2 separate regions of the Homo sapiens genome follow, and region 1 is linked to region 2. A link is a loop called in an ENCODE intact Hi-C map of the cell type or tissue named here. Cell type or tissue: heart left ventricle. All regions are shown on one strand.

What was found. A loop is a pair of places that touch in the nucleus more often than their neighbours do. Peaks named below come from ENCODE experiments on the same cell type or tissue, not always from the same donor. Only the 100,000 strongest peaks of a DNase experiment are listed, where the experiment ranks them.
Region 1: a loop joins it to region 2, with 1.9 times the contacts of the local background. A loop is called at or near these places in 1 of 110 quality-filtered maps.

Annotation. Positions count from the first base shown.
Region 1 is chr15:42,292,261-42,297,260 of GRCh38, forward strand. GANC (glucosidase alpha, neutral C) reads left to right here. Exons shown (of 24, transcript NM_198141.3): 5 at 475-657. Among named protein-coding and RNA genes, the nearest start is that of TMEM87A, 21 kb to the left of the region's middle. In heart left ventricle, no CTCF peak of the experiment used is centred here; no DNase peak of the experiment used is centred here.
Region 2 is chr15:42,371,394-42,376,393 of GRCh38, forward strand. The region is part of intron 1 of CAPN3 (calpain 3); the gene reads left to right. Among named protein-coding and RNA genes, the nearest start is that of CAPN3, 14 kb to the left of the region's middle. In heart left ventricle, no CTCF peak of the experiment used is centred here; a DNase peak (open chromatin) is centred at 2,058.

The DNA of each region.
Region 1 (5,000 bases), 79 kb before region 2:
TGGAATGAGAAAGAAAAACAATAGTTAGATTTTACACACCAAAATCTAGAAAGTTACTAGACCTTCCAGACCAAGGTGATGATGATGACAACGATGATAGCTAACATTTACTGTGTGTTTTTTTTTTTAATGTGTCTGGCACTGTGTCAAGAGCTTTACACATGTGATCTCATTTAATTCTCTCCAAAAACTTTGTTGTTGCTTTTGTTATTTTCACTTTACAGATAAGGAAACCAAGACCTAGAAAAGTTGGATAACTTTGTTATCCGAAGTTATAACGTATATGATAGAGTTATGCTCAATTTAAGCTCTTTGGCATCAAAGCCAATGCTCTCATTAACTTTTCTCTGTTGCCTTATCTATGGCTATGTCACATGAATATTGATTTACTAATTAATTACTTGGAAGTACAAATCACATAGGGCCATGTAAACCTATAGCAGCTTGTTTCTCTCTTCCTGTTTTGTTTTCTAGGCTGATTTCATGCTCTGGGGACACAGGCAGTCTGATATTGGCAGATGGAAAAGGAGACCTGAAGTGCCATATCACAGCAAACCCATTCAAGGTAGACTTGGTGTCTGAAGAAGAGGTTGTGATTAGCATAAATTCCCTGGGCCAATTATACTTTGAGCATCTACAGATTCTTCACAAACAAAGGTATTCTTATGCATTACTTGACACATAAAGACCTTAACATAACCTGGTTAATGAATATCAGTTGCCTAAATAGATAACATAGCACCATAGAAAATTGGTTTGCCTTATTTGCTCTAGTATTGTTCTGAGAAATTTTACCTTTTCACCTGTGAAGGTGAATACAAGCTTTATGACAAAAATAATTCCCAAACTTTTGTAAATGTTACACTCTTAACATGTCCTGTGTGTAACTGATGGCATTCTCTACCCTGCACACCCTTCTATAAAAGCACTCTGTTGACCTGACAAATGTTAATGTGAACTAGCATACCTTCGTAATTTCACTTCACTCCCTTGCAATAACACAAATTACCCTAGACTTGAATAGTTGTCCAGGAATTTTCTGGGACCATCTGCTTGATCAAAGCTGTTTATGTGGGGTGCTCACATGAATTAGGAGGTGGTGGTAAGGAGGAGATTCTTATTCCATTCTTACGAACACTGTTTTTAAATCTTTTAGTCTATAGTTCTTTCTATTTTTATCATGATAATAAACGTATTATATGATCTGCAGAAAGCATTCAACATTCATTATTCCAACATAGTCATTTTTCTGAGTTTCAACTCATTTCTGTTTTAAAATTTTGATACTAAAAATATCTCATTTTCTCATCTCAGAACTAATACTTGTTCATCATAGGCAGATTAGAAAATATTGAAAAGAAGAAAATTTAAAATCCCCATAATCTCTCCACCTACTCTCTTAGTGCCTTATGAATAGTCAAGTACTTGTTTAACTGAAAAATACTAATAATAGCAGAACAAATATCTGTGTACCCACTACTCATGTTCTTTATATGTAAAGCCTTTTTTCTAGCCAGGCACAGTGGCTCACACCTGTAATCATAACACTTTTGCCGAGGTGGCAAATCAGTTGAGCCCAGGAATTTGAAGCCAGCCTGGGCAACATGGTGAAACCCTGTCCTACAAAAAAATACAAAAAAATTAGCTGAGTTTAATAGCACATGCCTGTAGTCCCAGTTACTTGGGAGGCTGAGGTAGGAGGATCACTTGAGCCCAGGAGGTCAAGACTGCAGTGAGCTGCGACTGTGGCACTGCACTCCAGCCTGGGCAACAGAGCGAGATTCTGTCTCAAAACAAACAAACAAAAAACGCTTTTTTTTCTTTTGTAAACCCCGATGATTTTGTTCTGTTTTCTTTTAAACATTGTTTTCTTTCCTATCTAAGTTGATCCTTTTACTTACTTATGTAGAAGAGGCACATGGTACAAAGGAGTATATATTAATACACATTTCTATGTAATAATAGTAAAGAATCTCCTTCCCCCTGTGTCCTCTAGCTGCCCACTTTCCATCGTTGAAAGTAATGTGTTCTGGTCGGGTGTGGTGGCTCATGCCTGTAACCCCAGCACTTTGGGAGGCCGAGGCAGGTGGATCACCTGAGGTCAGGAGTTCGAGACCAGCCTGGCCAACATGGTGAAACCCTGTCTCTAGTAAAAATACAAAAATTTAGCCAGGTATAGTGGCACATGCCTGTAGTCCCAGCTACTCAAGAGGCTGAGGCAGAAGAATCTCTTGAACCCAGGAGGTGGAGGTTGCAGTGAGCTGAGATCATACCATTGCACTCCAGCCTGGGCAGCAGAGCAAGACTCTGTCTCAAAAAAAAAAAAAAAAAAAGTAATGTGTTTCCAGTTTTTTGTGTATCCTTTCAGAAACAATTTATGTATACACATTTTATATATATTCTTTGACTTTTCCTTTCCTGACACAAATGGCGCCACCTTTACACATTATTCTACACCTTGCTTTTTTCTGTTAACAATGTGATAATTCTTAATTTCTTTAAAGCAGCTACATAATTTCTGTTGTATGGCTTTACCATGATTCACTGAGTAAATTCTCTATTGAGGGATTTAAAGTTGTTTCTAATCTTGTTTTACAACTAGTTAGTTTACTAATAACCTTGAATATGTGTCATTGTGCATATATACAAGTATATTTATAGTATAGAGTCATAAAAGGATAGTTGTTGATCAGATGGTTTGTGCATTTGTAGTTTTTTTTTTTTTTTTTGAGATGGAGTCTCGCTCTGTCACCCAGGCTGGAGTGCAGTGGCATGATCTTGGCTCACTGCAAGCTCTGCCTCCTGGGTTCATGCCATTCTCCCACCTTAGCCTCCCGAGTAGCTGGGACTACAGCGCCCACCACCATGCCCGGCTAATTTTGTTTTTGTATTTTTAGTAGAGATGGGATTTCACTGTGTTAGTCAGGATGATCTCGATCTCCTGAACTCGTGATCCGCCCGCCTCAGCCTCCCAAAGTGCTGCGATTGCAGGCATGAGCGACCACGCCCCGCCTGTAGTTTTCATAGGTATTGCCAAATTGCCTTCCATAGAGGTTGTACTGGTAGCTATAGTTCCATGATTTACATTTATATTTATAATTATATTTGTGTTAGGAAAATCAGATGATCTAACTGGAAAAAATTTTAAGTTAGATTTTAACCTCATAACATTAACAAAAATCAATTGCAGATGAATAAAAATTAAACATAAAAAGACATAAAAATAGAAGAAAATATAAAACAATATTTCTGTAATTGTGAGAGTGTGACATAAACTGAAGAGCCATAAGGAAAAGATTGATGGATTTGATTACTTACACATTTTAAGCTTTGATTCTACTCAGAAAGCAACACAAGAAGAAAAAAAGCTTTATTATAGACACACACACACACACACACACACACACACACACACACACACACACACAGCGTGAACAAAATTAAAAGTCAAGGACTTCCAGTTTCCCGTCTGGCATGTAAGGAGCTTAGAAGTCACTACTCCATCCTAACAATGACTAAAAAGCTCAACAAATCAGTTTTTGCCTTATATAGTTTGATGCTCTGTTAGACTCATACACGCATTAAAGATTGTTACGTTGAGCTGGGCACAATGGCTCATGGCTATAATACTAGCACTTTGGGAGGCTGAGGCAGGCAGATCATCTGAGGTCAGGAGTTTGAGACCAGCCTGGCCAACATGCTGAAACCCTGTCTCTACTAAAAATACAAAAAAATTAGCTAGGCATGGTGGCATGTGCCTGTCGTTCCATCTACTTGGGAGGTTGAGGTGGGAGAATCACTTGAACCTGGGAGGTGGAGGTTTCAGTGAGCCGAGATCATACCATTGCTCCAGGCGGGGCGACAAGAGCAAAACTCTGTCTCAAAAAAAAAAAAAAAAAAGATTGTTATGTCTGCTTAGAGTATTGATCCCTTTATCATTGTGTAATATCCCTTTTTATCCCCCCAAATTTTCCTTGCTTTGAAATCTCTTCTGTCTGAAATTAATATATCTACTCTTACTCTCTTTTGATTGGTGTTAGCATAGTATATCTTACCTTCAGAGGTAACCAGTTTACTAAATTTTGTGTTAATCACTTCCTTGGGTTTGATTTGGTTTGGTTTAGTTTAGTTTTGTATTGTTTTAAGACGGAATTTCACTCTTGTTGCCCAGGCTGGAGTGCAGTGGTGCGATCTCAGCTCACTGCAACCTCCGCCTCCCAATTGCAGGTTCAAGCAATTCTCCTGCCTCAGCCTCCCAAGTAGCTGTGATTACAGGTGCCCACCACCACGTCCAGCTAATTTTTGTATTTTTAGTAGAGACAGGGTTTCACCATGTTGGCCAGGCTGGTCTCGAGCTCCTGACCTCAGGTAATCTACCCGCATTGGCCTCCCAAAGTGCCCATATTACAGGTGTGAGCTGCCGCACCCAGACTCCTTGGGGTTTTTAATTGGATTCCCACATATGTATGAATTCCCAAACAACATATTATTTGGATTCGTCTTTTCTAAAAAAACTTTTATGTAATAAAAGTATGCTGTATATATTCTTTTGTAATGTATTTTTCACTCAAATATTTTTTTTCTTTTTCCTTTTTTTTTTTTTTTGGAAGATATGGTCTCACTATGTTGCCCATTAAATGTATAAAAGTTAGCCTACATCATTCATGCTCTTAGAAATACAAACTGAAATGCATTTATTTTTTCTACAATTTTAGATTGGCAAAAACTGAAAGATTGATAAAGTCCAGCAATGTTAAGAATGTGGGGAACTGAGCACTGAAATACAACTATGGGTGGAAGAATAAATTGTCACAATCATTCTGAAAGACTGTACATTATAGTGCTGTGTTCTGGGAGTGAGGAGAGTTACACCGAGTGTAGGGAGCTATGTTCTACCTTGCTTACTTAGATTTTGTTGAAATATTATGAGCATGTTTAACATTTATAATAAAAAATGATAAAAGTATTTTTTAAAGAGTTAACAAAATTAAAATACTTCT
Region 2 (5,000 bases):
GGACAGAAATGGCCAAGAAATACAAGAAAAGATGCATTTTCCTAATTATAAATAAGGCAAAGCATCTTTTTTGTACACTTGTCTGTTCCTTGATCATCTGTATTTCACTGTACATGAAACACCTGCTAATGCCTTTTGCTGATTTTTCTACTGAGTTGTCTTTTTCAATTTGAATTGTAGGCATTCTTTATATATCCTGGATACTAATCCTTTCTTGGTTAGATGTGTTACAGATACCTTCTCCCACCTTGTGACTTGCCTCTTCACTCTCTCAAGAATACTTTTTTAGGCTGGGCGTGGTGGCTCATACCTGTAATCCCAGCACTTTGGGAGGCCGAGATGGGCAGATCACCTGAGGTCAGGAGTTCGAGACCAGCCCGGCCAATATGCTGAAACCACATCTCTACTAAAAATACAAAAATTAGCTGGACATAGTGGCGGGAGCCTGTAATCCCAACTACTCGGGAGGCTGAGGCAGGAGAATCGCTTGAACCCAGGAGACAGAGGTTGCAATGAGCCAAAATCCTAGTACTGCACTCTAGCCTGGGTGACAGAGCAAGACTCCATCTTAAAAAAATTAAAAAAAAATCTTAAAAATTAAAAAAAAAAAGGCTGTTGGGACTTTTATTGCAGTTACATTGAATCAATATGGGAAGAATACACATCTTGACAATATTGAGTCTTCCTATCCATGAAGCAGGGATGTTTCTCCATTTAAATAGGTGTCTTTTAATAAAAGTTTTATAATTTTCTCAGTGACATCTTTAACATTTTTTTTTCTTTGAGATGGAGTTTCGTTCTTGTTGCCCAGGCTGGAGTACAATGGTGCAATCTCGGCTCACTGCAAACATCACCTCCCAGGTTCAAGCAATTCTCCTGCCTCAGCCTCCCAAGTAGCTGGGATTATAGGCATGCACCATAATGCCTGGCTAATTTTGTATTTTTAGTAAAGACAGAATTTCACCATGTTGGTCAGGCTAGTCTCAAACTCTTGACCTCAGGTGACCCCCTACCCTTGGCCTCCCAAAGTGCTGGGATCACAGGTGTGAACCACTGCGCCCAGCCTGCCTTGAACATCTTTTGTCAGATTTATTCCTAGGCATCTTTTAACAAAAATGGTTAAACAAAAGTCACTTTTTTTGTTGTTTTTTTTGAGTCAAGGTCTCATTCTTTCACCCAGGCGGTGGCTCACACGTGTAATCCCAACACTTTGGGAGGCCGAAGCAGGCGGATTACCTGAAGTCAGGACTTCAAGACTAGCCTGGCCAACATGGTGAAACCTCGTCTCTACTAAAAATACAAAAATTAGCCAGGCGTGATGGTGGGTGCCTGTAATCCCAGCTACTTGGGAGGCTGAGGCAGGAGAATCAGTTGAACCCAGGAGGCGGAGGTTGCAGTGAGCCGAGATCGTGCCACTGCACTCCAGCTTGGGTGACAGAGGGACACTCCATCTCAACAACAAAAAAATTATTTTAAGCTATTATTTACCCTGTAATGCCAAAGTCATGGTTTCGACCAGCCACGGTGGCTCACACCTGCAATCCCAGCACTTTGGGAGGCTGAAACGGGCAGATCACCTGAGGTCAGGAGTTCAAGACCAGCCTAGCCAATATGGTGAAACCCAATCTCTATTAAAAATACAAAAATTAGCCAGGCATGGTGGTGTCTGGGTGCCTGTAATCCCAGATATTTGGGAGGCTGAGGCGGGAGAATTGCTTGAACCCAGGAGGTGGAGGTTGCAGTGAGCCGAGATCATGCCACCGCACTCCAGCCTGGGTGACAGAGCAAGACCCTATCTCAAAAATAAATAAATAAATAAGTAAAGTCATTGGTTTTCAACTTTAGTGGACATAAGACTCTCCTGGTGAGCCTATTCAAAATGCAGAGTCCCAGACCCCTACCAAATCCTCAGGTCTGGGATGGGCCCTGGGAATCTGTATTTTCAACTGGCAGACCAGATGATTCTGATGCATGAAGTTCAAAGATCACACTTTGAGAAGCACAGAGTAGACAAAGGCCATCAGGCATTCATGAGCAGACAGGGAGACTGGGTGTCCTCCTAGCGGGCAAGCTGCCAGGCCTGAGTTTCCTCCCATGTCAGCTCCCTGCTCTTACATTAGAGCTGCCTATTTAAGCACAGTGAAAGTTGAAAAGGCTGGGCTTTCTTATGAATATAATTCCCACATGACACACATTCATCTGCTTTCCCCATCCACCACATTCTCTGCCCTAAAGGTCCTGAATTTGCAACAGTGGATATCTGCTCACTGCCACTGGGACCTACTCTAACAGGGACTTCCATCTGCAGTCAAGTTACCTACCCTCTGCATCATTTTCACAGATGAGAGTCCCTAAATGACTGGTCAAGGTCTTTGAGGGGTGGGCCAGGGACATCAGGAGTGTGAAGGCGTCATTACCCCCAAACAATGGCATGGAGCAGATTCCTCCTATGCATTCAGTAGCCTGTATAGGATTAGTATATCAGAAGGCCCCATGCTATAGCCCTTTGATCACCAGTGTCAAAGGCATGAACATCTTTTGCTGAGACAAAGTAAGCCTCTCTGTAACTATAGTAATATTTTCTTTTTAGAGGAAGAATCCCAGCAAAGGGTGATGAAGGTTCCCTAAAGGTCCTCAGACCACTGCGGTCTGTCCTGAGGCTGTCCTTGGAACTCTCTCTCCCCTCCCTGGCTCCCTCTCACAGAGTTGCCCCTAGACCACGGGCTCAGGGGCCTCCAGTCAAAGCTGCTGACTCTGACCATGCATGGTGCTGCTGAGGGTGGAAGAGCTATATTAGGCTCCAGGCCATTCACAAGAGGATTAGGCGTGGACTGAGGGTGCAGTGGGAAAGAGGCAGCAGGGAAGGCCCAGCTCTACTCCCAGAGCATTCGCCATGCCCTACCTGCTGTCAGGATTCTTCTGTGACTGTGTGATCCAAGAGAGGGACAGGAGAAATGGAGAGGGCACCATCGCACAGCCCCTCAAGTTTGAGGGGCAGGATTTTGTCGTTCTCAAAGATGTCTGGCCCAGAAGTGCCTCTTTGAAGATTGTGTGTTCCTAGCAGGTGTTCAGGCCCTGGCCTCCCATGAGCTGAGCCACAAAACCAAGATTTAGGCCATCACATGGAAAAGGCCAAAGGTAGGGATGGAGGGGATGGGACTTCAGGAGCCAGCTCTTGGGGAACAAGAAGCCAAGTGATCCAGAGCCTGAGGCCATGGATCCCTCCTCTGGGCAATTGACTTATCAAGGGTCTCTTTATCCAAAATACCTTTCTGCTCCTTCCTGAAACTGGAGATGTTATTTTCTATTCCTGAGCTAGAGATTATTATAATACTTTATGGGTCCCTGAAATCGTAAATATTTTTAGGGAGCTAATGCATTGTAATCGAATATCATGTCTCTTTTTTTTTTTTTTTTTTTTTTTTGAGAGAGAGACTTGCTCTGTCACCCAGGCTGGAGTGCAGTGGCTTGATTATAGCTCACTGCAGCCTCAACCCCCCAGGCCCAAACAGTGATCCCACTTCACACCTCAGCCTTCCAAGTAGCTGGGACCCCAGGCATGTGCCACCACATTTTTATTTGTTTAAATAAAAATTTATTTATTTATTTATTTATTTATTTATTTATTTATTTATTTATTTATAGAGATGGGGCCTCACTATGTTGCCCAGGCTGGTCTCAAACCCCTCGGCTCAAGCAATCCTCTTGCCTAGGCCTCCCAAAGTGCTGGGACTACAGGCAAGATCCATTTCACCTGGTCTCATGTGTCTTTTTCAGAGCAGGTGTTTTGGGGTGGGAGAGTAGAGTGGTTAGAAGTACTAAGGCTCACAGTTTCCGGGAGAGTTCTGTGGAAGGTGGTGAACAGTAAAGAAATGGAAGGATGGAGACCTGCCTTCTTAATCTTTCACCTAAGGCTTGTTCATTCATGTGCTGTCGCTTCTGTTTAAACAGAAAGGTCCGTGCTGAGCAGCCAGACTCCTTACGGGATGAAGCAGTTTGTGTCAGGCTACCTTATGGCGCAACCGAGAAGCCCCTTGTGTCAACTTGAGTGGGTGAAAGTGCTTGGGAGTGTGTAGCACAAGGCCCTTCTTCCTGCTTGGAGAGGCTCAGAGCTCCAAAAAGGGTTCACTGCATTTAGAGCAGGCAAGAAACTCTCTAGACCAGTAGGCTCTGAGGAGGGCATATACAGCCCAGTAGATCTGCAAGATGATCCATTGGAGTGGATGAAAAAACTATTAGAAGTATTTATATCTATTTTTTAAATAAACTGTAAATTTCAGAATGGTTTTAGATTTACAGGAAAAAATTGTGAAGATGGTACAGAGTTCTCATATACCTTGCAGCCATTTCTTCCTATTACCAACATCTTGCATTAGTACAGTACATTTGCTACAATTAAATTAGCCAGTGTTAATATATTATTATTAGCTGAAGTCCATACTTTTCCTTAGTTTTTTGTCTGATGTCCTTTTTCTGTTCCAAGATCCCACCCAAGATATGACATTACATTTAGTAGTAACGTCTCCTTAGCCTTCTCTTGGCTGTGACAGTATCTCTGCCTTCTCTGGTGTTTTATGACCTTCACAGTTTTTTAAAGAGTACTCGTCAGGTATTCTGTAACATAATGACCCTCAATTGGCATTTGTCTGCGGTTTTTCTCCTTATGGGCTTAAGGGTTTGGGGGAGGAAGACCACAGGGTAAAGTGCCGTTTTTGTCACATTATATATCAAGGATGCGGGCAATAAACATGCCTTCTCATTGTGGTGTTGACCTTGGTCATGTGGCTGAAGTAGTGCTTGTCAGGTTTCTTTACTGTGAAGTTACTTCTTCCCCTCTTTTCATACTATACTCTGGAAGCAAGACACTAAGCATAAGCCCATACTTAAGCAAGGGGGAATTGTGCTCTGCCCTCTTGAGGGCAGAGAATCTGCATCAATTATTGGGAATCATTCTGCATGGGAGCTTTGTCTATTCTCCCCATTTGTTTATTTATTCAGTC